Regions from separate parts of the Mus musculus genome. Here region 2 is linked to region 1. Evidence: chromatin loops called from intact Hi-C (ENCODE). Cell type or tissue: left cerebral cortex. All regions are shown on one strand.

Evidence for each region. Peaks named below come from ENCODE experiments on the same cell type or tissue, not always from the same donor. Only the 100,000 strongest peaks of a DNase experiment are listed, where the experiment ranks them.
Region 2: a loop joins it to region 1, with 2.9 times the contacts of the local background. A loop is called at or near these places in 1 of 42 quality-filtered maps.

The regions. Positions count from the first base shown.
Region 1 is chr2:160,577,933-160,580,432 of GRCm38, forward strand. The region is part of intron 1 of Gm14221 (a long non-coding RNA gene); the gene reads right to left. Among named protein-coding and RNA genes, the nearest start is that of Gm14221, 1.6 kb to the right of the region's middle. In left cerebral cortex, a CTCF peak has its summit at 963 (motif pointing left); a DNase peak (open chromatin) is centred at 958.
Region 2 is chr2:159,442,598-159,445,097 of GRCm38, forward strand. No RefSeq gene overlaps it. Among named protein-coding and RNA genes, the nearest start is that of Gm25090, 300 kb to the left of the region's middle. In left cerebral cortex, a CTCF peak has its summit at 1,163; a DNase peak (open chromatin) is centred at 1,176.

The sequences.
Region 1 (2,500 bases):
TCTTTGGGCAAAGGAGTAGTGCCCCGGGGGCCCATGATGTTTCAGAGACCCATGAAAATGTTTTGATTTCCTTCAAAATCCGGAAGAAATGAACCTTGAAAATAGACAAAAATGTACTTTTTTTTTCTCATCGGAAACAAATGGAATGTTCAGAGCCCCCCTGAAAATCTGTCCTCAGAGGAGTCTCACAGACAGTAGCTACTATCCCTGGCCACAAATGTCCTAAGGTGATTCTGACCCTAGAGGAGCCACCCCTACTCTTCCGGTCAGACAGAGATCACTTTCACTTCCACCTGTGAGGGCAGGAGCCCCTCACAGTCCTGCACAGAGCAGCCAGGACAGTCTGTGGAAAAAAAAACTCCCAGCGCAGGTGTATAAACCTGAGGGAGAGGGAGGGCCATGTCACAGGCCCTCCCCTCTACTCAGTGAGCTTCCTTACTCTCCAACCTCCTACCCATCTTTCAAACCTGCCTCCCCTAAGAGAAACTGAGGCACACACCTACATACCCATCCCATTGGAATCTCTAGTGACTCTTCCCTCCAGAACTGTAATCCCACAATGCACACAATCCATTTTCAGTCACAGCCAGCATGGGGCCCTCCTCTGGCTCACTCCATCCCTAGAATCCTTCCATCCCAAGTGCCCTTGGAAGTCCAGTGATCCTACCCAGCCCCTCCCCTTCTGACAGCTGGGAGTGTAGAAGTGGCAGAGAACAGGTGAGTTGAGCTGTAAGCCTTCACCAGCAACATCCCATACAGGGAGTCAAATTCAGAGACGTGGTCCAAGGACCAAAAGAGCTGGTTCAGTCTTTTTCTGTGATCACACACCCATTTTTGTACCTCAGTTTCCCTGTCTGTTAAGCTTGCTTCTGGCTAAGGTCTCTAAAATGAGTCTCCCAAGTAACTGCGAAGCTTCCTCCATCAGCGCAGACAGAATTGCCAACGCAGTGGGAGAGCGCCACCTACTGGCTCCCAGGCCGCCTGAAGAACCGTACCACGAAGGACCAAACCACAGAACCGACCTTCAAAGGCAGGGATACTTTGTCTCCACATAGTCACAGTATCCTCCTTCTTCTTGAGGTCTGAAAAGGGACTCCTTCAGCAAAGCAGCTTCCGCCGTACTATCTACCCCCTACCCCCAAAGACCCCAGGAAAACCATGAGCCCCGTGGCATCCTGCCCCTGTGCCTTGACCATCACCAGGATAGCTCCCCTCACACTAGGCGGAGGGCTGGAAGGGTGGCGAGGGCGGAGGGGGTGGGGGGAGACAATGATCCCTATTGTGACTAAATTTCCCCCTGAAGATCTCATTCAAGATGTTAGAGTGAGCGATCATAAAAGGAATTAATAGTTGATTCGCTGTATAATTTCCTAGTTCAATATACTTTAGTGCAGAGACTAAATGAGCCGTCCCGGCCGTTCGGTGGGGCCAGATAGCGACTTTATCGCTGGGATCTCAGGCTGAGGAATAAAAGCAATTCTTCTGAAGTAATTGCGTCTAATTAAAAGAAACATTTAAAAAGTGTAACCAAAAGGAATTCATTTCAAATGGAAAATTAATGCTGAAAAATAGCCCTGAGCTCTCTTGTCGCAGCTAATAGCCAGGCAGCCGCAGAATAATTAAACTGTTTTTGAAATGTCGATACCATCCTCCTCGGGAGAAGATGGGCACCACTGAGCACGCTGTGGCCATCAGCAAGGAGCCAGCCAGGGACTTGAGGTCAGAACCTAGCTACCAGGCTGGATAAAAAAAAGAGGGGAGGGGACCACCGGGACCAGGCTGGAAGAGGTGGGTGCTGTGACCCTTAATGAGGAATAGCCACTCCCCGGGGACCTGAGTATCTCACCGAATATCCCAAACAATCCTACAAGTCTGGTTAGTTATAATTATATTGTGATAATTCAAAGGTAGATTCCTCAGGACCTCAGGCACCTAGCCCAAGATCACAGCAAATCTCAGCAGATTCAATATTCAAACTTAAGCCTGCCTAGCTTTGCCCTTCACGTCAATTCCAAGGCCCTGAAGTTAGGTGTCAAAAAAGGCTGTGGGCTTTCAAATATTGTGGTCGCCGGTCCTGTCTATGAGGAGCATCACCTGGTTCCCGTCTGCAAGGCTTTGAAAAATCCACCTCTCGACTCCATTCCCAAAGATTCCAGCTTCGTTGGTCTAGACACTGGACCGGTGACACTGTTCTCAACCTGCAGGTCATAACCCCTTTGGCAACCCTCTATCTCAAAAAAAAAAATTACAATTCGTAAGAGTAGCAAAAATACAATTATGAATTAGCAACTAAAATTATTTTATGACTGGGAGGTCACTACGACATAACAGACTGTATTAAAGAGTCACAGTATAAGGAAGGTTGAGGACCATGGCTCTAGAGGAAGCCTGGGCAATGTAGGCGACTGACCCTTGCAGGGCTAGAAACATGATCTAGTCCTTAAGCTGCCCACCCTCCACACCTCGTGAGCCAGCTGCACTGAAATCCCTCTGCCCACCT
Region 2 (2,500 bases), 1.1 Mb before region 1:
CTCCATGCTGGTGTCCTCCACAAATGACAGTTTGGGATGCCCTGACACTGCTTGGAAAATGACTGCTCAATTCCAAACTGGTCTGAAATAAAAAAAAGGGAATGGATCACTGGGATAAATCAGATATGGGTGAACTTATCAAAGTTCAATAAACATAAAAGTGATGAATTTTGAAGTCACATAATTAACTCAGGATTACATGAGCAATAACTGAGTAATTACGCCTTTAATAATGCATTAAACTTGTCAGGAATACTTACTCATTCTGTTCAAATTTTTTAACAAGATCGCCTATAGCAAGTGACTGTAATTAGATATTGCCTCAGAAAACATCGACAGCTCCTAATTGATACCTTTTATTATAAAGCTGGATGCCAAACATTGCTGCTGAGTGGATTAAGGAATAATATGAGATGTGTTAGGATCTTAGTACCTGCTTGCAGGGATTTCATGCAAGTGGGGGAAAATAACTCTCCAATCCGGCCTGTCAATCACATCATAAAGTTGGTTCAAGTTTGCATTGGTTTGCTTTAAATTACAGCCTGACAGCGACTGCTATTGCCAGGGCTGTCAGGAAAAGAAAATAGGGGCAGAGGGGGTCGGGAATGGAGACAGGACGTCCTCCTGCCTTCTGTTTTTCTGTGGATGGTCAGGAGAGGTGGGCTTGGGAGAACATAGATATCAAAATGAGGCCTGCCTGTGGTGTGGGAAAGGAGGCTGTTTATACCTTCTGATGAGAGAGACAGACAGACAGACAGACAGACAGAGAGTGAGACAGAGAGAGAGAGAGAGAGAGAGAGAGAGAGAGAGAAAGGGAGAGAGAGGGAGGGAGGGAGGGAGGGAGGGAGGGAGGGAGGCAGGGAGGGAGGGAGGGAGGGAGAGAGAGGTGTTTCCCCTCACTTCAAGGCTGATCTTCACAGCTTCTGTTGTAGTTTTTGTTTTTGTATTTTCTCTATAGCTATTTGGGACAGAACTCTAACCTTCTCTTGAGGGTGACACAAAAGTTCCCCACTATCTGCCCATCCTCTAAGGTATCATCATTGTATGTTTTAACCTAGAACTCCTGTTAGAGGAGAAATTGAGACTCCTTAAACCTCTGCCCCTGAAGAAATAAAAAGAAGGCAAGCGTTTGCACAAAAGAGCATTTTTTCAAAGGCCGGTAGGAGGCGCTTCTGATGAGAGGAGCCTTTGTGTGGCTAGAGCTCTGCTCGGGCTAGTAGCTTCAGTGCTCTCCTCTGCAAAATGGTCTTTTTGATGGGTGCAAGGTCAGATACGCCAGGCAAGGAAATGAAGGATGTGGAGCTGTCGCAGTGATGGCGCAATTGGATGCCGTACAAGATGGGGAGCTGCTGAGTTAAATACTTTCTGTCCTTATACTTTGGCAAAAATATCTTCAAAATGAAAATGTGTGATATTCACGAGATGGGAAGACATGAAAACATAAGAGAGAGCTTAATTTAATTATTATTGCAGGTGCTGGGTGTGGAATAACTATGTCGGGTGAGTATTAGCAGAGACATGTGACTCATAAGCTGATATTTCTTACAGAAGATTGATTTACTCTTTTCACTTCTCAGCAAAAACCACTAACGATATTGACACCCTTAAAATTTCCCCATGACTTTGGTCCTATTGGAAACAATAGCCTAGGTGGTTAAAATATAAATGGAATTTATTCAGAACGGGTATGTATTTTCATATATTCACATTTCATGTCAGCTGAAAGTCTCACCGAAGTTAATGTTGAGAATATAAAAAATATGTAAAATGTAAAAACCAAGACAATTACCTGTTTTCAGAAAAAAACCCATATCCTCTGAAATGCTAAAAACTATTAAAAACAAGAGGCAAATATTTATATAAAGGTTTTAAGCATTCATTTTATCATTGCCTTTCATTATTTTTGAGAATTTCATACATGGCTACTATTACTCTGTTTATATCAATTTTAATCCACAGTTTATCCTCTTCAGCATCTTCCTGTCCCCAAACTTCCTCTCAGCTTTATGATCTCTTATTTAATTAATACTGTTGCCTGTATATGAACATATATGTATTTATGAGTGCATCATGCCGACTCCATCTCGTCTCACTTCTATGTATATAGGTTTAGAAATGGCCCTCACAGCAGGTACAATTAAAAGCTTACTTATAAAGACAAAATACAAACAAAAATTAAAATGAGATTGTATCCATGACTTAAATTCACAAACATTTAAATTTTAAACGTTTAAATTTAAATAAAAATTTTATAGAAAAATCAGTTTAAATTCACAACTCCAGGACACATCCAGGTGTCAGTGTGACAAGGTAGAAACGTGCAGGGTCTGTCTAGACTTGCGTATGTTCAAATGCACGGCTTAACATTGCAGCATGTCCTGTAGCTGCTCTGTGGGACTGTTGTGAATGCCGAGCTGATTTGTGAATAACTTGAGAACTCTAAATTGGACCAGGAAAAGAAGCCGGGACGTGGATGCTCATCACCAATAGAAAATGATTC